Linked DNA regions of Homo sapiens: region 1 is linked to region 2. A link is a loop called in an ENCODE intact Hi-C map of the cell type or tissue named here. Cell type or tissue: ascending aorta. All regions are shown on one strand. Each heading gives the region's core, and the rest is flanking DNA. Links, peaks and the distances in the headings are about the cores only. Region 1 overlaps SLC22A3 (solute carrier family 22 member 3). Region 2 holds the start of SLC22A3 (solute carrier family 22 member 3).

Evidence for each region. Hi-C counts contacts between places; a loop is a spot of excess contacts. Peaks named below come from ENCODE experiments on the same cell type or tissue, not always from the same donor. Only the 100,000 strongest peaks of a DNase experiment are listed, where the experiment ranks them.
Region 1: a loop joins it to region 2, with 2.2 times the contacts of the local background. A loop is called at or near these places in 11 of 110 quality-filtered maps.

What each region holds. Positions count from the first base shown.
Region 1 is chr6:160,423,091-160,435,504 of GRCh38, forward strand. All of the region lies in intron 5 of SLC22A3 (solute carrier family 22 member 3), which reads left to right. Among named protein-coding and RNA genes, the nearest start is that of SLC22A3, 81 kb to the left of the region's middle. In ascending aorta, for the core only: no CTCF peak of the experiment used is centred there; DNase peaks (open chromatin) are centred at 4,406, 5,151, 7,820 and 8,261; H3K4me3 peaks cover 386 bases; H3K27ac peaks cover 5,515 bases.
Region 2 is chr6:160,343,241-160,355,654 of GRCh38, forward strand. SLC22A3 (solute carrier family 22 member 3) reads left to right here and starts at 5,138. Exons shown (of 11, transcript NM_021977.4): 1 at 5,138-5,608. The coding sequence starts at 5,180. In ascending aorta, for the core only: a CTCF peak has its summit at 5,686; a DNase peak (open chromatin) is centred at 5,131; H3K4me3 peaks cover 5,996 bases; H3K27ac peaks cover 7,034 bases.

The DNA.
Region 1 (12,414 bases), core at 1,708-9,707, 79 kb after region 2:
TTGTTCTTGCAATAGTTTGCTGAGAATGATGGTTTCCAGCTTCATGCATGTCCCTACAAAGGACATGAACTCATCCTTTTTTATGGCTGCATAGTATTCCATGGTGTACATGTGCCACATTTTCTTAATCCAGTCTATCATTGTTGGACATTTGGGTTGGTTCCAAGTCTTTGCTATTGTGAATAGTGCCACAATAAACATATGTGTGCATGTGCCTTTATAGCAGCATGATTTATAATCCTCTGGGTATATACCCAGTAATGGGATGGCTGGGTCAAATGGTATTTCTAGTTCTAGATCCTTGAGGAATCGCCACACTGTCTTCCACAATGGTTGAACTAGTTTACAGTCCCACAAACAGTGTGAAAGTGTTTCTATTTCTCCACATCCTCTCCAGCACCTGTTGTTTCCTGACTTATTTTTAATGATTGCCATTCTAACTGGTGTGAGATGGTATCTCATTATGGTTTTGATTTTCTCTGATGGCCAGTGATGATGAGCATTTTTTCATGTGTCTGTTGGCTGCATAAATGTCTTCTTTTGAGAAGTGTCTGTTCATATCCTTCACCCACTTTTTGATGGGGTTGTTTTTTCTTGCAAATTTGAGTTCTTTGTAGATTCTGCATATTAGCCCATTGTCAGATGAGTAGATTGCAAAAATTTTCTCCCATTCTCTAGGTTGCCTGTTCACTCTGATTGTAGTTTCTTTTGCTGTGCAGAAGCTCCTTAGTTTAATTAGATCCCATTTGTCAATTTTGGCTTTTGTTGCCATTGCTTTTGGTGTTTTAGACATGAAGTCCTTGCCCATGCCTGTGTCCTGAATGGTATTGCCTAGGTTTTCTTCCAGGGTTTTTATGGTTTCAGGTCTAACATTTAAGTCTTTAATCCATCTCGAATTAATTTTTGTATAAGGTGTAAGGAAGGGATCCAGTTTCAGCTTTCTACATATGTCACCTTCTTTAGTGATGAACATGGAGGGTAAGCAGACAGGGAATCCTGGATGTTCTTGTTAACACATTCTTGTCTCCTAGCCGCTGTAACCTCAGCCCTGGAGTTGACAAAAGAATCTGTCCCAGTGGGCCACAGATCCTAGGGATTATGGAGTTATTGCAAAGATCCACAAACCATTAGCAACCAAGCCTTGTCTGTTGAATGAATTAATACATCTTGGATTAAAAAAAATGTACTTTCTTCAGATAAAATTAAATACAGTTAGAATTAATAACCAATAATAAATTGAAAGGTGTTATTAAATCATAGTAAATTTGTGTCATTATGTGGTCTCAAAGAACAGAAGTGAAGAGCACAATTCCTGTCATGTGGGCAATCTTTAAATTTTTTTGACATTAATCAGACATCCTCATACTCAAAAAGGATGAGTCACTGTAAGCACAAATAAGGTGTCTCTACCTGTTGCTGAGAGTCTTGACATACATAAACTTCATGACAACAACTTCTAGGATCCCTTCATTTCTTTCATTCAATAAAATACACTTGAGTTCATTATATTTTTATCTTCCACTGACCTTAGGGACAAATTCTGCATGTTAAGTAGGGTGGATTGAGTGCTGTGACTCCCAACTGCCTACTGTCTCTCAAAGGTGAATAGGATGGGTTGAGTACCACGGTTCCCAGTTGCCTGTCTCTGAAAGATGAATCTTGGCCTTTTCTGGCTTACATTTCAGAGCCAACACATGACAAATAGTTTAGATCTTGAGGAAGACTGAGGAAGGCTTATGGAATACTCAGCACAATTATTTTTATGGCACAGAGTGAAATAGAGATTGAATACTTACACACGTTTTGATTAGTATGTGTGTTCCACCAGGCTTACACACTTCTCTTTGAGATCTGATCTAGACACATTTTTCTAAAGACATTTCAGGTATTCCCTCTGCAGTTCATAACAGTTTATGCACTGCATTGATACAGGCTGCTCTCAAGTTAGCAGGGGACAGGTTTTTGATGTCAACTAAGTGAAATATAGTATCAACTTCATGTAGGGTTGCTTGCTGCCATCCCCTTTCTTTCCACAATTCTGTAAACAACTTGGTACATTTTGTTGTCTAGAAATAGCCAACCTCTAAATTTAAACAGGTTGAGTATTAAATTATTGCAGTGAACATTTTTTCACATTAAAAACTGAATCACAGAATTCTTATTTGATCACCACATGTTTAGAAAAACTATTTTAATGTCACTGACATGAAGTTGTCCCAGAAACGAAAGGGTATGGGTATACACAATGTAGCAGTCATTTATCTTCATTTGTTCCTCCATTTATTCAGCAGATAGTTACTGGGTGCTGTATTCAAGGCATCTATTTTTAAAATAACCTCTGTGAAATGTTCATTTCAAAAATGTCTCCCCAGATGCATTCAAGATGCCTTCTATTTTCTCTAATCCTCTATAATTGCTTTTCTTTTTCCTTTTTTCTTTTTGAGCTGTTTTCCTTCTCTCCCTCCCAATAATAGGTCTTTATTTAACTATACTTATTTTCATCATATAAATATGCACAATATAACTAAACACGAAGTTGAAGAACATGCATATAAGACATGTCTTATATGCAATGTCTGGAAATCACTACAGTGTGTTTTAATTTTGATTGATGTACACATAGCCTTTCACATTGAAATCTAGGTAAGGTAAGTACAGCTATTAATTATGGAAACTAGTCTATATATTTGTTGGAATATGATAAATCAAGTCACCGTTCAAAGTTGAATAAATAGTGAACACAATATAACATTAATGCAGATTAATTACCATGGCCCAGAGACCAGCCATGAGACATAACATGCTTCGCTGTCAACAACATTCAGGATTGGAATTCCAGAGATGGCGTGTGCTACTGGCTTATGGCTGATACGTAAGAGAATCTCATCTATCTCTAAATGTTCTGCCTTAAGCCGCACAAAGGACGTACCAGTGAACAATGAGTTACCATGTGCAGAAAATATTCTGCAAATCAAGAACCAGAAAAGTAAGCAACCCGCAAACTCCAAAACTCATTACATGATTGTGATCTTTATTTTGAGGTGCATCTAAACTGATCTTCAAACTCTTCAGCTATACCTGACTTTCTCTGGAATACTTCTCAGCATTTTCAAACTAAACCAAAGGCTTTCTGAGTTACATAAGGAAGGCAAAATTTGGATATTTGACAAATTTGGAAGCACTGAAAATGGAGGAAATTCCGAGATGACAGTGGTTTTGGTTCTTGTGGTTCTTGTGGTTTTGGTTCTTGTTTTTTGAGGGGTGCAGAGTTGGGTTACTTAAGACTCTGTGCATGGCTCAGGCATCATTGGGCTGTGCAACACTCGTCTCATGTCCTACTTGATTTTCTTCTCCCTTTCCTCCTCTATTCCCACTCTTCCCTCGGCAGGTTCCCACTCTAATGTGTCTGATTTATATGTTTGCTATTAATGTGTTCTTATGAAGTGGAGTGTGCTGTGTGTATTCAGGTGATATAAATGGTATTGTGCCACTCCAGATCTTGTATTTCTTACTTTTTCACTCAACTATGTGTTTTAAGTGTCTACCCAACTTGTTCATGTGTGAGTGCATTGCTTCCAACTGTCGTGTGATTTTCATTAGGCCATACCTGCTGTGTCTCTGGTCTCCATCTTCCTAATGATGGGCACCTGGGTTGCCTTCAGTAATTGTGATCGGTGTTTTCATACATGTCCTTTTCTGACCTGCGTAAGGCTCTCCATGGAGTTCAAGGCCTAGAAGCGGATCCCTTGGGTCCTGGTGTGCAGGCAAGCTTTGGACCCTGAATAACGCCAGCTTGCTTTCTGTGTCTACCGCACTAGTGGGACTTGTGGGTCCCTATTGTCTACATCTAGATTTAGTATGCTTCAGTTTCCTAATTTTTCCAGCCCCCTCAGTGCTTTAAGTTGCACATCTCTAGTTACTGGAGATTCTTTGTACCTTCACTGGAGCACTTGGAAAACAGAAGAAATCAAAGGGCAGTCAGGACTCTCCCAGCAGGCAGGGACCAGGTCAGAGTCAGGATGAAGACAAAGCACCCTGAGCAAGAAGCAATGGAAGAGATGCTTGTGACCCGAGCTGATGGGGAAGGTTGAGGGCAACGCAGAGACCCCACTGCCGACTTGCCAAGAAAACGTGCAGGAAATGAGGGAAGGCTCCATTTTCCTGAGAAAAGGGATGGAGGAACATAGGCAGCATCAAGCTCCAGCTACTGGCTCTTTGAGAATGTAGTCGGGACTTGCCCCAGTCACCCTTGCCCTGAGAACTCAGTGACTGGGGCTAATGTCACCCTGGCTGTCCTTGACCTGTGCAGAAAGCACTGCCAACCCTGGACAGTGGGGGAAGGGCCTTATGTGCCCAGGCCCCAGCAGGAGACACCTACCAGGAATCTAGTGGGACAAGGTTTCAGGGATCCTGGAATCCTGCCCACACCCAACAGCTGGAACAGTTCCCTCAGCTGGCGAGTGGACAGGTGGTCTGATGAGCTCATATGTTATTGATGATGATGTTAAAGACCATGTTCCCATAGAAATAATTCCCAAAGCATTCAGAAGACTGAGAAGAAGTGATGATAAGAATTGTTCTGGGCAGGAGTGTGTAGTTTTGATTTTTACTTGTGATAAAGCAGAGGATTTGCTTGAATTCACTCAAACTTGCTTTTTCTCTCTCTTCAAAACAACTTTGGCTGACCAGTGTCTCATAGACACTCAATTTGCCTTTTCATGGAACTCAAAATTTTGTGTATCCATACATGCTACCATAGTTTCAGGCACTGGGCATTTCAAAAATGTGATATTTAGAACCTTTCTATTTCCGTGATGACTGTTGGCATAGATGCTGCTGGAGATTTCGATGACATGTTGGATTCAGTCCACGCAAGTTTTGATGCATATTCCCTTAATTTCTGAGCCTTTAGAGTTAGAGTTTTAGAACTGAGAGTACATTCTCTTCTTTTTTCCTTTCTCCTCTTATGTCAACAGGCTCCCTTCCCCACCCCCCCACCCACACACACAAACAAAAAATAAAAATAAAACGCTCTCAGCTTTGCTTTTAAGAAATGAAGAAATGTTCCAACATGTGACCCACAGCTGCAATCCGTTCACCTTTGCCAATACTGAGGCTGCCCTCTGGGTCCCTCCTGGGACTGCATAGATAGAGGCCCATTTGCTGTTCTGGGCAGCATGCCCAGTCATCTAGGAGGTGGGGGACTGGGGCACTCTTTCAGGCCAACTCAAACTAATGGAATAAAATATCTTCTCCATGCAGTGTCTCAAAGAAAGAGCCACCTGGGCTGCAGGTGACCAGACTCGCTCAGTGCAGCACGGTAGCTCCTAGCCTCATGTGCAGTCAAACACATGAGATGTGGCAAGTCTGAACTGAGATGTGCTATCAAGTAAACTGTACAATGGATTTCAAAGATTTAATAGGAAGCAAAGAGTATGGAACGCCTCATGAATAATTTCATATTGGTTACACCTTGAAATGATCATGTTTTGGATCTATTGGATTAAATGAAAAGTATTATAAATTAATTTCCCCTGTTTCTCTTTATGTTTTTTAATGTGGCCACTAGAAAATGTAAATGTACTCGTGTGGCTCACATTATATTCTTACTGGACAGCATTGGTCCAGAGGACTGGGATTTATTTTTAACTACTTTAATAAACATCAAACATTTGTGATAATTTTAATACAAATATTTCCCCATCGTATATGCTCTTGCATGGTAAATATTTTATCTACTCTTGTTTTAAAGGATAAGGAGGTTTTCAAAAATTGCCGAAGTACTACAGGTAATTTGGCAAATTCTCTTTTATGGGTACCAGATAGTGCTATTTCCACCCAGAAGCTGGCTACAGCTCTGTAATGTGACATGCTTACTCCTGGCTATTCTGGGCTGGTCCTCGTCTGACTAATGAGCTCATTATCCACTGGGCAGTGGGATGGAAGGACATGAGCACCTCAGCTGTCACTGCCGAGCTTCCTCCCAGCCCCACCAGGCCCTCTGGTTCCTGATGCTTGTCTGTAAGACCAATGGGTACTTTAACTTTTGAAGGTGGTTTCTGGTTCCCCCAATCGGTGAGCCCAAAGACCTCAAATAACATTTTATTCACACAGACTTCTTAGAGATGAAAAGTTTCTAGAGAGCAGAGCCTTTAGGGAACTAGTGATGATGCATTCACTGAATAAATCACAGTATTATACTCAAGAGCAAATACGTTTTCTTTCTTATTGGTGTCATCTTTCCTTGTGAAATACGGCAACTGATGAAGAAGTCTCCTATTGAGAATAACCAGACGAAATCACAAGGCTAGACAAGCAGCTACTAACACCATCCCCTTCCCCCTGCCCATGGTAAACCCTGCTGGCAAATGTATTTCTCCCTCCTAAACCTGGGAGGACTCACGTTTCTGCACCCAGAGCCCCAGGTGGAAGTAAACAATGGGAGTGAGCCGATGAGGTGGGATTGCTGTTCCTTGACTCTTAGTGCTTCTCATGCTAGTCTCCTGGGGATGCAGTTAAAATGCAGATTCTCTCTCTAGATCTGGGGCGGGGCTTGTTCAGCAGGCTCCCAGGGGAGACCAACGCTGCTGACTTGTGGGTCATACTTTGAGTTGCAAGGTTGCGTACGTGGTATTTGCCAGTGTGCACATTCATGAAAAAGTATCCTGCCTTAAGCCTGGTAGATCCACAGTTCCAAATCAACATTAAATACATCTGGTATACTTAAGAAAATTCAACATAAAAAGAAATCCATTTCTTAAAAAAAAAAAAGGCAGAGCAACCATTCTCTTTATCTGAGGACCTTTAAAAGCATCTGCCTTTATGTGTCACAGCATTAGCTACTAATTACTAAAGGAAAAAGTGCTGGGTGAATTATCACCTGAAAATAAAGTAACTCTCAAATGTTATAAAACATAAGATTAATGTTGACAGCCTCTGTTACTATGACATATTGTGTGCCAGGTGTGTGTGTGTTATAGGTGCATATATGTATATATATACACACTTGTATGTATCTGTGTATATGTACACATATCTATGTATCTATATAGACAGATGGGTTATTTAAATGAATTTTCAAAACACTAATAAGGTGTGATTTGATAAATGAATAATATTTAATAATAATATTAAAATAATATATTTGAATATTATTATTCTCCTGCTACTGATGAGAAAACTAAGGCTCAAACAGTTTAAGTAACATGCTAGTAAAAAAATGTTCTGAGTAGAATACCACATGTCTGGCCTAACCCTGACTGTCTTTTTTCTGACCCGAGACCAGTCCTCCACGTGGGGAGCTCTGAACACCATATTTATAACAGATGGTTATTTATAATGTCTTTCTCTTCTTTGGCAATTTAAATGAAGACGTCAACTTGAAGAAATGTTTCACCAGGAAGAATTGCAAAGAGAGCTGAATTAATCAAAGAAAGACGAATAAAGTGTTCTTTTAATATGGAGTACATAATTGTTGATGGAAAACACAGTCTTGGCAGAATTAAAAGATAATCAAAGAGATGAATAGGGCAAATAGCAATTCAGCTCATTAAATAAATACAAGGAAACTAACCTCTGCAGTTTAACCTTGAGCGATACCTTTTCCCATGAATAGAGAGTGTCGATACTAGGCAACAAGCCTCTGAACAGATAGTGTTACCCGGAACATCACCCTTTTCTCCCTTTGCTTCAAATCAAAACCAGCATCCCCCATTTAGACAGCATAAAAGGTATGACAAAACGGGACGCCAAGTGAGACACTGTTGATTCTGTTTCTATGAAATTCTAGAAAAAGCAAAACTGTCATGACAGAAAGCAGATCTGGGTTTCCAGAGCCCAGAGTGGGGGGAGGGGACTGACTTCACTGAGACACAAGGAAACTTTTGGGGATCATGGAAAGGGTCCGTACCACGGTTGTGGTGGTGGTTATAAGACTATATATTTGTCAAAAGTCTTCAAAGTGTGCACTTAGAATTGCTGAAGTTTATTGTACATAAATTACATGTAAATATCATAAAGTGCATGTAAATGGTATGTGAGGTAATAAAGCAATTTTTTAAAAACAATTTTAAACCTGGTATAGCATTTTGTTTTTTTGTGTGTCTGACTCAGACCAGGCAAAATTTAGTAACCCTTTGGCAACAGAAAATCAGCACAGATATAGAGCTAGAAGTTATTGTAAAAGAATAATAGTGGCGGCCGCCACGGCGCAGGAGTTGCCAAGATTTTCCTGGATGAATTCCATCCAAGATACGGTTTTAAGTCTCTCAAGGCCTTTGGATGCCTAGAAAGTGGGTCATCTTTCAGAATATCTGCGTCACTGTGGAGATGTTAGTAAATCAAAGACCAGCTGGATTTGTCCTTAAATGTAGCAAAATATGTACTTGCTTGGAAGTACTCTTAATCCTTTCATTCACTGGACAGGGAAGACTGGTTTCACAGTCCTGACTCCCTTCATTCGTTATCAACACCTCGTATTTTTTTTTTGGTAGATGATATATATGAGGCAGTAAACTTGTGGTCTGGAAAAGCAGAGATCATATTACCACTCTGTTTTAACTTCTAAAAGTTTGAAATTAAGACTTATACCAGGTATTTTTATGGAGTGGATTGGAGTATAGAAGCAATTATTTTAACTATTTGCTAAAAAAAAATTGCCTAAAATATTCAGTTATTAAAGGAAAAGCATTGTTCTGGATTGGATTCTTCAGATAATTCTGCTTTTGGCAACAAGTAACAGAAAACCAACTTAAATAGGTTTGGACAATAAGGACATTCACTGGCTCGTGTGTCTGGAATTCTAGCAACAGCAGCATTCAGGGTTGGCCAGACCAGGATCTCAACAATCTTATTAAACCATGGTTTTCTTCTCCTCTCTCCACTCTGTTGACAGGATAGCTTCATCTTAAGACTTGTTGTCTCATCAGTGTAAGATGACTGCTAAGTTGTATGTGAGCCCACAATTTCCTCATTCATTCCTTGAAGGAAGAAAAAAGATTTCTTCAGGAACTTCTGACTTAAAAGCAATGAAGGACTTTCCCAGAAGTCCATTTCTCATTGGCCCGAATTGGGTTGTATGCCCATTTCTCATTGGTTCAAATTGGGTCACGTGCCCAGTCACTGACATGGAGGATACGATTTCCCTAAACTAATCAGGCCTCCCGCTACAACTAGAAGGAGACTCAGCTCCCACAAACATATGAATTGATGGTGCGGGAGAGTGTAGTGGGAATTCTGTTAGGAAAGAGAAGGAAGTCAACAATCGGGTACGCTGTGTCTAATTTAAGTCCATGACTTTAAAAGTGAGCTTTTTTTTTTGTTACAAAAATAATGTAGGCTTAATTTTTTTTTTTTTTTTGAGACGGAGTCTCCCCGACACCCAGGCTGGAGTGCAATGGCACGATCTCGGCTCACTGCAACTCCGCCTCCCAGGTTCAAACGATTCTCCTGCCTCAGCCTCCCGAGTAGCTGGGATTACAGATGCCCACCACCAAGCCCAGATATTTTTTGTATTTTTAGTAGAGACGGGGTTTCACCATGTTGGCCAGGCTGGTCTCGAACTCCTGACCTCGTGATCCGCCCGCCTTGGCCTCCCAATGTTAGGCTTAATTTTTAATTTTCAGAGATTATTTGTAGCTGAAAAGAAGAAAGTAATTAATGAAATGATACGGCATACTTTTAAACAATAAATATCATATTCTACATACTGCAGACACATTACCGCATAATGGTTAAAAATACAGACTTTGCTATCAACCTCCTGGTTCATCTTCTTACTGTCTGTGTGTCCTCCTTGGGTAAGGTACATAGCTTTCCTCCACCTCAACTTCTTTCTCTCTGTAATAGGAATGATAGTAGTATCTGTACAAGTTTCTCCAGCACTAAGCCTCTCATTCAGGGGTCAGCAAACTACAGCTTGCAGGCCAGACATGCAGGCAACCTGTTTTTGTAAATAAATTTTATTGGAAGCCATTTATGTATCGTCTATGACTGTTTTCACACTACGATGGTAAAGGTAAGTAGTTCCAACAGAGGTCTTAGAGCTCACAAAACCAAAAACATTTAATATATAGCCCTTTGCAGAAAACGTTCGCCAACCTCTAGGTTAATACATAAGATCTTTATTTTCTTGTCAAAATCTAACATGTCATAATTCTGTGGTCATTGAGTGACTGGAGATCTGCCAGAGAAAGGCAATTATCTACAGAGCTAACATGAAAGCAAGAGATGCTCCTTTATTTTATCACTTAAAAACAGTGAAGAATCATGAACAACTGAAAAATCTACAAATGTGTTTAAATGTCAAATTAGGCTGGGCATGATGGCTAATGCCTGTAATCCCAACATTTTGGGAGGCGAAGTCAGGAGGATTGTTCAAGCCCAGGAGTTCAAGACCAGCCTGGGCAACACAGCAAGACCCTGTCTCTACTACTACTACTACTACTACTACTACTACTACTGCTACTAATAAGCCAGGTGCTGTGGCATGCACCTGTGGTACCAGCTACTCAGGAGGCTGAGGTGGGAGGATTGCTTGAGTCGGGAGGTTGAGGCTGTAGTGAGTCATGATTACACCACTACACTCTAGCCTAGGTGACAGAGAGAGACCCTATCTCAAAAAAAATTTTTTTAAATTTTTTTAAAAAGTCAAACTATCTACCTGAACTGACCAGAGATCTTGAAATATGTGATGTAGGATTTCCCTTCAACTCTGGGATGTTGGAACTGGAAACTTGAGTGAGAGTGAATTTGTTCACACTCATAGCTAGTGGATAGAAGTCATAGCTCTCAGCAGAAGTCTGAAGAGGAAATAAAAGAGAGCCAGTAATAAATTGCTGTGAATATTTCTTTTGAAAAGCAAAGAAAAAAGTATTGCCACCTGTGTGTGCTGAATGGACAGTGGTATTGATATGTAGACAAGGGATCCTGTCAGGGAATCCCTGGAGAGAGAAGAGTCTGAGACTGACACTGCCCGGCAGCCCCAAGTCTGAGTTGTGGAAAAGCCCTCAGTAAAAGGAAAAACTCATGGCAACGAGTTGGTGGTGATACTTTCATGGAGGAACATTGTCCTTGCAGGATGGGTGGTTTTAATCCTGAATTTAAAGATCTTTAAAATCTAAATTATCTAGTCAAATTTTTTTCATAAAACAATGTTTTAATTAAAGATTCAGTTTTAGGTCAAGTGCACAGTGTCTTTCTTTAAAAATATTTAGATGTGGCCATCAACTATCAAGAATGTTTCTAGAATGAAATATATTCAGCAGTGCTGTGTGGGGATCAGGAACACAGGCTCCACCAATCAGTTGCCTGGTTTCAATTCCTGGCTGATTTACCTGTGTACTATTCACTCCTGAAAGTCCTAAGCCTTGTTTTCCTTATTTATAGAATAAGATTAACAGAAGTACTAACTTTATAGAGCTTTGATGAGACTTAAAATAATCCACGTAAAGTGCTTAGTCTAGAATCTAATATCACACACTCCATAAACACTAGCCATTTTAATGTATTAACACATAGAAATGAATTGTAGAAAACATTTTGGCAACAAACTATACCATAATATATATTTGTAATCTATGGAGTTCCTATCTTTCACTTTTGATATTCCTGTCTTGTTTTTTGAGCAGCAAAGGTTAAGGTAGACACAGAAAAATCCCTCACTGGGGTCTTCAAATTTAGAAGGTTAGCTCAGGGGTCATCTTAATAGACATTATATTAGTTAAGATCCAGGTCAACTTGCTAATGAAACAAGGCCCCAAAAATACAGTGATGAAAAAGATAAAAGTGTCTTTCTCTCTAGCACACGCACACAGAGGTGAGCAGCCAAGCTCTAGTGAGGCAGCTCTACTCCATGAGTTCCATTTATCTTGCATCTCCACCATCGCCTACACAGGTGGTATGGTTGAAGCTCACCAGCATCTTCTTCCAGCAAGTTATTACCTTTTTAAATGCAGAGACCTAGAACTTATACACATGACCCCTACAACCACCTCATTGCTGAGGTCTTAATCACAGTGCCACTCACAGTTGAAAAAGAGGATAGAAAAAATGACTGTCACTAGGCTGCCATATGCCCAACTAAAATTCTACGTATTCTCAAAAGAGGGAAGGGAAGCATGGATGGTGGAATCCATCAGCAGTCTTCCACGGCGATTGTCATGGAAACTATTGTTTTGTTGACTCTAGACACTATTGATTTTAAGACACATAGTCATTTTATGTACCACTAAGTAAAGGAAACCATGTTGTTTAAACTGGGACACATTTCTTTCTTACCAGCTCAGTTGTAGGACACCTTCCAATTAAGAGATGTTAAAATGTAGAAAACCAATGTGTCTTGGTATAGAAGAAATACAGGATTGTGAAGACTTTGGAAAAGAAAGTGACCAAAGGCATTCATTTTGCAGTCTACTT
Region 2 (12,414 bases), core at 2,609-10,608:
AATATTCTGGTATTGGTATATTCATTTCTAAATGCAATAAAACTACCAACTATAAAACTTCAGATGAATAAATTAAAATGATTACCTTTTTAAGAAAAGTTAATGTCAGCATGTTTTTACAAAAGCCTGCGGTTGTGGGGCAATTGATTCTTATTATTGCTATTTAACCAACATTTATTGATTACTATGTGTTGATTAGCTCTGTGCACCAGAATGTCTGGTGGCGACTGAAATGTTCTCTCTCTCTCTCTGTGCAAGCCAATGTGTTAGTTCCTGCACTTGTGGCTGCTGAGCACTTGGAATATGCCTGGAACATAATTATTCATTTTATTTAATCTTAATAAATCTACGTTTAAGTGGGCACAACATTTTGGATGGTGCAGATATAGAACAGATAACGGATGTTTCAAAGATACAAAATTGAGAGTGATTCGGTTTTTCTCTCAAAATGCCTACAATGCCATGGAAGAAAAAAAGTGCATACGTGATTTAAAACTAAGACTTCAACTGATTTTTGTGGAATTTGATAAAATGTAAAGGTTGTGTGGAAGAAAAAGAGTCCAAGAATAGTCAAGGAAATTTTGGAGAGGACAAGGTGAGGGGAGAGGAAAGGTGGGATTTGTCTTATTAGATATTACCAGATTCAGTAGGACAGAATGAAGGCTCAGAAACAGATGGAAGCAGGGGCAGGAACCTAATTTAGGAGACAGGCAATAGTGTAAGTCAAGAAGAAGTTCAGTTAAGTGGCATCTGGGCAAGTGGTTGTCCATTCGAAAGAAATAAGTAAAGTTAGATCCCACCATTCTCTGCACAAAAATAACTCCAGAGATATTAAACCTCAATTTGAAAAATAAGATTTAATAAGAATATATAGAAGAAAGTACTTAAGATCTCACACTAGAGCAGGATTTTTAGAACAAGTCTAAAAAAGCAGAAGCTATGAAGGAGGATGATCAGTTTTACTATACGACAATTTAAAATTTGTGTAGCATCCAAGATGCTAAAAGTTAAAAGACAATCCCCAGACTGAGAAGATTGTATATATACAGCTGGCAGAGAAGCAGAATACACAAATATGCAAATAATTTCCCAAAAATCCAATAAGAAAAAAAACCGCCACAAATAACAAAGAGAGCATAAGCAGATGATAGGAAGAAGCAACTCACAGAAGAGAAAACCTGAATGATGAATAAATATGTAAATGTGTTAGTCACATCCCTGACTAGATCAGAACAATGGGGCCACATTTTTCATCCATAGTATCTGCTAGCGTGGTTGAGTCTAACAAGACCAAGTGTTGGTATGGACGTGAAGCAACTCATGTGTTGCTGGTGGGATGTCAGTTGAGGACAGCCATTGACAGCAATGTCTAGTAAAGTTCAAACATGCACACTTATGGTTCATCTAGTCTACTTCTAGGCATTTATCTTTGACCAATTCTTGCATAAATACATAAAGAAATATGCACAATATGTTCACTGCAGCACAATTTGTAATTGTGAAAAATTTTAAATGAGCTAAATGTTCCCCAGTAGGGGAATGGAAAAGTCATAGGATGACCTTTCAATAGAAAGACACAAGAAGTTAGAGTAAACGAGCCCGATCTCTATATATCAAGGCTAACAGGTCTCAAAAATATATTGTAGAGTAAAAAAAAGGAGGGACAGAAAGCTACATAGAGTATGGTACCATTTATGTAAAATTTTCAAAGCACTCTAAATACTATCTACTGTTTCGTTGCAATACCTGTGTGTTAAAGGCTTCAAACAGATAAGAATCATAGCTTCCTGCGAATTACATCTGGGCAAGAGAGGCCTGGGGCCTTGCGGGTGCCCACTCAGGCCCTACTCCTGACCTCCTCAAGGGGCAAGAGGTTGCGCTCACCTCAAGCCAATCACCCTCACTCCCCAACCCACTTCCAACCACACTCTGAGAGCTGGGACCCTGGGATTCCCTGCCCGGTAGCTCTGAGCCCCATGTCCCAAAGAAAAGACCTAATGGCTGCCCCAAGGAGGAAGGGAGGAGACAGAGGATAGGATCTGAAGCAACAGGAAGGAGACTCCAGTCGTGTCTGTGATATGTCAGGACTTTATAACAATATATCCAAAGCAAACATAAGATGATGTTTGCTAATTCTGGGGGTGGGTGGTGGTTTTATCGCTCTTTTTATTATTAGCTGACTCTTACCTAGCACTTATGTTTCAAGGCCTGTTCTAAGTGATTTGCATTAAAAATGAGAGGGTTCTATTATTACTCAGTTTCACAGAAGAGGCTAAATAACTTGCCCAATATCACTCAGCTATAAGGAGGAGAGGGGGATTTGAATCCAGTGGGTCTGGCTCCCAGGTCCACCATGTAGCTAGCAACTATACTGGATCTATCTGTCCATAGGCTGAGATGACTTCCTTTAAAAAAAAAAAGTAATTAAAATTAAAATACCCTGACAACCACAATACAAAAAAAATATAGTGAACTTCCATGAAAATTTTCTTAGATATGTTAGGAGCACTGATGGGGACTGCATTGCTGAGGGAGGAAGGCCGTGGTGGTGGTTGCGGAAGACTTTAAAGAGGGGCTGTTGACATTTGAACCAGGCCTTGCTGGGTGATGGGCAGGGAGGAATAGGGGGATGAAATTCTAAGAAAAGGAAACTTTGTGTGTACAGGCATAGATTTTAAAAATTTCAAGAAGAATGTGAAGATTGGCAAGTAGTTCTGTTTGGCTGTCCACAGGGAACAATTTGAGGAGAAATACAGGTTAGGAGCTAGAAAGGGAGAGTGAGAAAGGAGGATTTTAGAAAACAAGGCAAACTGCTGAAGGTGGCACCCCCAAGCTGCACTGTGGGAAGATGATCCCAAGTGCAGGCTGGACCAGAGGACAGGTGCTGCAGGGACAGAACCCTGAGGGGAGCCCAAGGCAATCACATAGCTGAGATGAGGGGACATGTGAGTGTGTATGAGTGTGTGTGAGTGTGTGTGGTGGGGGAGTCAAGAAGCATCTGTTTATTTCACAAATATTTACTGAGCACCTACAATGCACCAAGCACTGTTCCAGAAGGTATCGATAGAAGAAAATACAAAACTGTCTGCCCTCATGAAACTTGAGTTGTAATGGAGAGACACAGATAAGATAAATAAATAAAATGAATAAGTATAAATATAAATATATGATAAATGAATAAAAACATATCTATGACAATATATGGTGATGATAAGTGCTTTGGAGACAAAGCAGGAAAGGGGGGAATGTGCTAGTGTATGCAGAGGTTGGGGTGGGTTGTTGACTGGTCCCAGTTCCCTGAAAATTCACTGACAAGAGGCAGATGGCTAGAAGAAAAGGTGTACTTATTTATTTAAGGTGTACATGGGGGCCTTCAGAAGGAAGGCCCAAAGATACAGGGGAAATTGCCTAGTTTTATGCTTAGGTTCAACAAAACATGGAGAGCCCTGTCGAAATAGGATTGGACCAAAAGGGTGTGATCTGATGCTGATACTGAGTGAGGAAACCCAGCGAGGCCGGTGGCTCTAGATTCTTCTTGGCCTCTCTGAGCAGCCTTTTTTTCCTTCTGGGTAAGGGGCAGGTTCTTCTGTGGAATGGGAGGTCTTAGGACTGCAATCAACAAGGTAGAACAGTTGATTTCTTTATGGCCAGTTTTTACACAGACAAGTGAGGGAAAATCACAGTGATATTTTTGTTTTATGACTGGCTTTGGGGAAAAGCGTTCTGGTTTCGATGGCTAGCCTGGGGGAGAATGGGACCGAGAGACAGGAGGGCAGAAGATGACACAGAGACTGCTTCTGAGGCCTTCATTTTGGCGTATTGTTTTCTGAGCTCCAACATTGGCAAAAGGGGTTCCAAGCCGAGATGACCTAAGAGTACAGGCCTGAGGAGTGAGTGGTGTCCCCGCCATACTGAGGTTCTGAGTCTGGGCCCAGGACATGGTTGCACCGAAAGGCAGGGCAGGAAAGGGGAGCTGGGTTGGAGGGGGACAGACTGAGTCTGGGGTCCAGCGGGCAGTTGAAACTGCTGGTGAGGACATGAGGCCAGTTTGAATCCAAGCAGCCTGGCTTCAAACTCCTTGTTCCGGAGGAGGAACCGCAAGTCCTCCCAAGGCCTTGGAGAAAAGTGAGCTAAAGGCAGAACGTGGGCCGATAACGTGGGGGCGTGGGGGGACCGCGACCCAGCCCGGGGAAGGCGTCCCAGCATGGACCCAGCAGCCTGGGCAGCCTGGGCGGGAAGTTCTGATCGCGCTCTGCCGAATTGGCAGGCGCAATAAGTAAGCGGAAAAACCAGGATTCAAACCAACCACCAACACCCTTCCCTGGCGTTCAGACCGAAGGTGGGTGGGAAGGCCCTGGCGAAGGAGGTCTGCATCAGGCCTGGCCTTGAGGCGATCCCTTCTCACCCCAAACCTCCTGGACGCTGAGCAAGCCCCTTCGCCTGTGTGGGTTGCCCGGCTGCCCTCTGGGGAAAGTTGGGTGATCAAATCCCAAGTTGTAGCTCTCGATGGGTCGAGGGCGATGGCCAGCGCTGTGCTGGGAACGGGCAGCCCTGCCCTGCCCTGCCCTGCCCTGCCCTGCCCTGCCCTGCCCTGCCCCACATGGGCGCAGGAGGCCTCCGCACGCGCAAGGGCCAAGGGCTGGAGGGGGCTCTCCCGGGCACAGGCACCGGACCCGGGGCGCGCGCGCGCGTCCTTAGTCCCCGGGCTGCACTCCGGGCCGCTGAGAGATCGGGTCCCAGAAGTTCCGGGAGTGGTCGGGTGACCCTGGAACTTTCTTCTTCTGGAGCCCGACCTGGGGCTGACTGCAGAGCAGGCTGCTGGCAGGGACCAAAAGGAGCTCCGCGCCAGGCCGGAGGCTGCGCCCGTCACTCGCGGTCCCGGCCGGGTCCCTGGCGCGTAGTCAGGCCGCACCGCCCGAGCCCCACCGCGCGCCCACCCCGGCCGGGTGCGTCCGGCTCGCGGCCGTCCCTCCCGCGACCTGTGGCCCGGGGCTGCTGCGGGCGCCCGGGGAAGAGAGGCGGGGGCCGCGGGGGGCAGGAGGAGCGGCTGCGGCCGGCACAGCGCCAGGGCGAGTGAGGCGGGTGGCGCGGGGGAGGCGGCGGAGTAAAGAGAGGCCGCCGGCTGGGTCCGCGGGTCACTCCGAGGCGCGGGCTGCGGGCGGCGGGCGGCGGGCGCACCATGCCCTCCTTCGACGAGGCGCTGCAGCGGGTGGGCGAGTTCGGGCGCTTCCAGAGGCGCGTGTTTTTGCTGCTGTGCCTGACGGGCGTCACCTTCGCCTTCCTCTTCGTCGGCGTGGTCTTCCTGGGCACGCAGCCCGACCACTACTGGTGCCGCGGGCCAAGTGCCGCGGCGCTGGCCGAGCGCTGCGGCTGGAGCCCGGAGGAGGAGTGGAACCGCACGGCGCCCGCCTCCCGCGGCCCAGAGCCCCCCGAGCGCCGCGGCCGCTGCCAGCGCTACCTCCTGGAGGCGGCCAACGACAGCGCCTCCGCCACTAGCGCTCTCAGCTGCGCGGACCCACTCGCCGCCTTCCCCAACCGCTCGGCTCCCCTTGTGCCGTGCCGCGGCGGCTGGCGCTACGCCCAGGCCCACTCCACCATCGTCAGCGAGGTAAGGGCGCCCCGGCCCTTTGGAAGCCGGCGGGAGAGGACGATGCTGGCTCCCAGGCGGACAAGCCGCGTGTGAGACGCTGGCCGCCAGGGGAGGTCGGTGGAGACGGGGACCGGTCGGCTACCTCTGGGGACAGACAGGATTCAGCGCACCCTTGGAAGTGCCGCGTCGTAAATGCTGGGAAAAGCCTTTCGTTATCTGCCTGAGCCCGTGAGTTAATGCACAGATACTTTGGTTTCGGGTGTGAACAAAAACTTTCTTCGAAGCCGAGTTGTAAACGCCTGGCGCACGCCTGCTCAGGAGTCAAAGACCCAGCACCGCGTTCCTTATCTTTGAGGTGTGCGGGCGCCGTCATTGGAAATTATGGTTAGGTGCGCGATAGGGAACTTCAGTCTCTGGGGTGAGCGACGTTGGCAGTTCCGGATTCGCTTATGGTCTCCAGGGTCAAAGGAAAGGGCGAACCAACGTTTGAAGGCAGCAGCAGCTTTTTTCCAGTTGCCCAAATGGTTACTCAAAATGCAAGGGGACAAAGGTCGAGGCTTTCCCGGGGAATGGTTTTGGTAAAATTGCTTTGGGGCAAAGAGCAACATCTGGGATAAGTTGGGAAAACTGAAGTATTGGATAAATTTTAGTTTTTTTTTCTGGTAATAAATTTTAGGAACATAGCGGGAGGGCCACAGCCTTCCAACGCAAATCCCCAACCCATTTACAGGCGGAGGCTGCTGCCGGCGGGTGGGCGGGGGCGATCCCCACATTTTGGGCAGTCAGTGCATTTGGAAGTTAGGGGAGCTTCCTTCACCCTTGCCCTCAGTAATCTGTTTCTGCATCCTTGCTGAAATGGAAGATTGCCTCTCTGTGAGGTCCAGATATAGAGCAGAGTCACTTTGTAATAATCGGAACTCAGAAACGGCCTCAATTGAGCATGGGTTGCAGAGATGAGCAGTTTTACTGAGCTTTGTCTACAATCACAGCTTAAGTTAATTTTAAAAAAAGATTGAATGTGATCAGGTACATTAGGAAAAAAGGTTTGTCTTTTTTTTGTGATAAACTTTAAAAAATCACCTACTTGAAGAGTGGGGAAAACACTGGATGAGGAGGTAGGAGCGCCCTTTCTGCCGCTGTTGCTGTTGGTCTGGTGAGCTTATCTCGCTGCAGTTGGGAGTGTCGGTGGTTGCAATTGTACATGTTTTATACGCCATGTGCTGGTGTGTTCGCACAGTGGATGGCTCTATGCTATGTGCTCCAGGGATAAAACCCATGGCAGGACAGCCAGGCGATGTGTGTATGTGTTTGGGATCTTTCTGTAACGCCGTGTGCTGCTGTGTTCGCACAGTGGATGGCTCTATGCTAAGTGCTCCAGGGATAAAACCCCCTGGCAGGACAGCCAGGCAATGTGTATGTGTGTTCAGGGTGTTTCTATAATGCCACATGCAAGTGTGTTCGCACACTGAGTGGCTCTATGCTGAGTGATCTCAGGATAAACCCCCCTGGCAAGACAGCCAGGCAATACATATGTGTGTTGGGATCTTTAATTTCTACTTAATCCATGGTAAGGCTGGGGACTGCTTTATAATTGGTGATGGTCTGGTTAGAGATTTCACAGTTGAAAGGACAGGGCATGGACTTGGATGAGAGAGGGCATTATCTCTGTGAGTCGCATCTGTTAGGTGGCTTCTTCCACTCCACTCAGCAGCGCTGCCTAATGCTTACTTCCCAAGTGAACCAGAGGACCCACATGGAGGGCAGACAGCTGATTTTTGGAGACATTTAAAGATGAAGAATAAAACGAGCCTCAACAAGTGCTCAAGCGAGGTTTGCATGAGTGAGTATGATCCATGGACATCAAAGAAGACAGACATAAAAATCTGTAATTTAATGCTCTGACGGATACTTTGGAAGCATTCTGGAGTTGCAGGGTTACTAGCATCCCGGGGTTACAATAAGGTGATTTTATGAAGATCAGTGGCTACTAAAATGCAGTGTGGAATGATGGAGGGTCAGGGGCTGGCTCGGTCTCCAGCTGGCTGTGTGGCTTGGGTGAGTTACTCGCCTTCTCTGGGCTTGTATTTTTCCTCTGTAAAATTAGCCATTGGATTCAGCCCGTTACAATGCTCCAAATGCCATCAGGGTCACCACCTGGTTACTGTTTGGTGTGCCCAGAACAATGATTAAAAAGTCTTTAAGAAAGTAGAATGATATTAGGAATGTACCCCGTAAAGCCCCAAAAAAGTTTTTGAAATATATTGGAGAGATTCTTTTTTGTTTTGTTTTGTTTTGTTTTCTTTGAGACGGAGTCTCTCTCTGTCGCCCAGGCTGGTGTGCAGTGGCGTGATCTCGGCTTACTGCAAGCTCCGCCTCCCAGGTTCCTGCCATTCTCCTGCCTCAGCCTCCCGAATAGCTGGGACTACAGGCGACTGCCACCATGCCCGGCTAATTTTTTGTATTTTTAGTAGAGGCGGGGTTTCACTGTGTTAGCCAGGATGGTCTCGATCTCCTGACCTCGTGATCCGCCCGCCTTGGCTTCCCAAAGTGCTGGGATTACAGGTGTGAGCCACCGCGCCCAGCCTCTTTTTAAATTCCAAATAGTTTTGTGCTTCTTTTGGTTTGTTTTTCATGTTTGGTTTCTTAAGAGGAAAACCCCCATCTATTCATAAAGTTCAACTATCCAAAACAAGTCAGCAACTCTCTGAATTCTGCATAGCTAATATTTTGCTGTCTTTGGTTCAACTAATTTTTTTCTTTCAAATTCTGTCTGATGAAAGGAACTGTAGTTCCATCTTCAGCTAACATTATGTATCCAGTGTATTTTTATAAACTTGAAGCCTAAGATACAAATCATGCAAAGGGGTGAATTGGGAGAGTTTACAAAGTGGGCGGGATGACCAGACTCCAGAATGCCTCCATATAGCTATAATACTTCATCCTTGCACCATGGTGGGAGGGGTATCATTGTCCTGGCTTCATAGAAGAGAGACCTGAGGACCTTCCAGGGTCCCACGCCATTTATGTAGCCAAACTGGATTCAAATCCGGGGGCCTTGATTGTAAGTCAGTCCACTTTCCTCCATAAAGTGCTCAAAATCCTTCAAGCAAGTCCATGAAACATAGTACTCAGATCTCTCACACTTTATAACCTGCAGAAACCTCGTTGAAACTTTGTATTTATTTTCTTACTATCATGGTCCTCCAATGGGCTACTTTGTTTCATTTTACGGTGTCAGGATCCACAGTCAGCCAGACTGGCAGATGGGGAGGCTGTGCTTTCATTTGGTGGGAATGGTTCTCTAGCCTCCTGATGTGAAAGTTGCAAAATGGTCATTTAAATCTCATACACCACCTTCGCATCTTACAACTTGAGATAGTTCTAAGACACTAAGTCAGAAATCAATGCCAAGGGCACATCCCTTTATGGCCAGCTCCTAATTTGTGTCTCCTGCTCAAGGCAAGGCAGTGGATTTATCACCCACATTGAACTTCCTCAGTGGAGACTTTTCTAATGTCCGAATCTCGGCCTTATCTTGTTGTCAGATATTGGGCAGAATAAAATACAATGTAACGCAGAGAAGCGAGTCTGACCCCCTGTCCCAAATATTTCAATTCACTGCCCAGGGAGTGTCTTCAAGATTGATGCTAGGATTTTTCAATGCTTGCTAATATGGTATGGATGAAAAAAAAAGAGCTTTTCCCTAGGCTATCACTCAGAGCAGGGCTTCAGAACACCTTTAAAAATAGACTGAATCACATTTGTTTTTCCTTTCCAGATCATTTTGACTTGGAATCACTTTTTCCCTTCCAGATTACCTGGCTGAATCTATAAAAACTGAATCCATTGTTTGTTTTTATTAGAAGAGTGTGTCTTTCCCATACTTTCTGAAACATCAACAATTCAACAAAAATTTTATGTTGGCCCTTGTCCCTCAGAGTAACTAGTCCTTTCTGTTGATGACAAAAGTGTTTTAATAGTGTAATAGGTTTTTGTTTTGTTTTGTTTTTTGACAAAGTCTCGCTATGTCACCCAGGCTGGAGAGCAGTGGTGCAATCTCAGCTCACTGCAACCTTGCCCCCCGGGTTCAAGCAATTCTCCTCCCTCAGCCTCCTGAGTAGCTGGGATTACAGGCACCCGCCACCGCGCCTGGCTAATTTTTGTATTTTTAGTAGAGACAGGGTTTCAGCATATTGGCCAGGCTGACCTCAGGCGATCTGCTTGCCTAGGCCTCCGAAAGTGCTGGGATTACAGGCATGAGCCACTGCACCCAGCCTAATAGTTTATTTTTAATGGAGTGAAAGCAGGACTCTAATGAGTGAACAGCCACCCCACTAGGTGTCTGATTCTTGGTCTAGGCAGCAGAATGGCCAAACAGATTCATGCAGCAATGCTTTCTGGACCTCAGAACAAGGAAAATATTTACAATAAGGACCTTCATTATGAGAATGTGCAAGAGTATCTCCTGCTCCTCTCTGGCAGCTGATATTTTGGATTATCAACATCAGTTCAGCTGAAGTTTATTTAGCATTTATTTTATTCTAGGCACTGGGCTAGGCTGGGGATACAAAGATACACGAGTCTTTCTCAAAACAGCGTGAAGCTTGGCAGGGAAAATTGCAGCGATAATGTGATGACAGTGGCTGTGGGTGTGATAAAGGGTACCACCCTCTGATGGGACAGAGGAGTGAACCAGGGCAGAAAGTACATTGACCTTAACCTCAACCTCTGAGTACAAGGAGGAGTCCAAGAGGAAAATATGAGGGAAAAGATGTTCTATTCTCACACCCTCTCATCTTCATTATTTTCTCTGCACCCATTTATTTTGTGCCCTCAGGAGCAGTGGTTGGTGTGCATTCTCGGGTCGCACACACAGGGTTTGGAATCAAAAGACGAGGGTTGGAGTTCAGGAATTTTCCTTTTTCACAAACATCTAGGGCCCTTTTCAGATGGTCCATGGACCACACAGAGAGACAAGCTGGGTGTTTCTTAATGAGGAGCATGATGAGAATATAATGACTGGGAGAGAATTGCCAGTTCCACCAAGCACACCCTGGAGACTCTCAGAGGGGAACATTATCCCTTTATCCTCAGACAGGTATCCCAAATCTTATCAGATGAAATGCTGCTGTTTATTTTCAGAGAGCTTTGAGCTCTCCAGGGATGGGCAACTGATAATAAAATCCTGGAATTAACTGGGGAGCGGGGGAAGCCCACAGCTGAACCACACTTTCTGGGAGTCTTGGTAAACCTTAGAAAGGAGCTTTGGGCAAAGGTAGGGGACTCCAACAGATGTTGCAGAGACATCTGTACTTTTGGACCCACGGGTTATTTTTGGCATTGACATCTTAGTAGAGTGGAAAGAATACACATGTCCTTTGGTGTCAGATAAATCTTGTCCTAAATCCCAGCTCCTCTATTAACTTGAAGGGCAAGTCAACTGAGCATCTGCCTGAGCCTCAGTTTCCTCAGCACTAGAATGGGTACAAGAATGCCTGCCTTAGCAATTGGCTTGACATATGCTTGCAAAGTGCCTGGTCATAGGTGGTGCTCAGAACAGTTGGTTCCTGTGAACACATAAAGACCCTTAAGCCAGGTGGGAGTCAGGAGGGAGGGAAGGAACAGGCTATGGGCCAGATTTGACCCTGGAGCTGTAAGTTTGCTGATCCCTGGTCTAGCATAATAAATCACTGATAAATTTGCCTTAAATATAAAGAGTCAAAGCCTTGGCCAGTTGTGGTGGTTCATGCCTGTAATCCCAGGAGTCTGAGGCCAGCCTAGGCAGCATTTTGAGACTCCAACTATACAAAAATATTTTAAAATTTTTAAAAAATTGGCCGAGTGTGGTGATGCATGCCTGTAGTCCTATCTACTCAGAAGGTTGAACCCAGGAGGTCGAACTGTGCTGCTGTATTCCAGCCTGGGTGACAGAGGAAGACCCTGTCTCTAAAAAATAAAATAAAATATCTCGGACACTAATTTGCTCTAAAGGCTGAGAATACCGATACTTTCCCACTGGACCCCACAGGTAGGTCATATTTCCCAGCTTCCCTTGAAGCTAGAGAGGCCACGTGTCTGAGTCCTGGTCAGTGATGTTGGGGAAGTGAATGTGGAACTGCTAAGCCTGGAGCCGGAGCAACCTTCCTCCTGCAGTCCCCGGAGGATGGTGGAACTCTTACACGGAAGGATATGCGTTCCTGGAGGCATGCGAGGCAGGCAGGAGCCCCACAGCTCCCCTCCACACCAATTCATCTGCACAGGAATATGGGATTGCGAATAAGAAATAAGCTTTATTGTGTTACACAACTGAGGCTTGGGAGACTGCTTGTTGCAGCTCTTCCTGTTAGGCTGCTCTGACTCATACAGCATCTTAGTGTGCTTCCTGGCAGGGCACAGGTCACGAGGCTGTGGGCACCTGACAAAATGGTATGGAGGCTGGTGCCTCTAAGAGCATCCTCCCCTAGGTCTGGTACACAAGGTCTCTGTGCCTCCACCCCATGTCTCCGCCTATAGAGGCTTTTCCCTCTCTTAGCCCCCGGGGCTCCCACTCTCCAGGCAGTCACCCTGGGACATGTGCCACAGCTGTCCTCCCCTTGGGCTCTTGTGTGCGCTGTTTCCTTTCCTTTCCTCAAAATACCTGTCTTTCCTCGGCCGGGCACGGTGGCTCACACCTGTAATCCCAGCACTTTGGGAGGCCAAGGTGGGCAGATCACGAGGTCAGGAGATCGAGACCATCCTGGCTAACACGGTGAAACCCCGTCTCTACTAAAAAAAAAAAAAATACAAAAACGATTAGCCAGGCATGGTGGCGGCTGCCTGTAGTC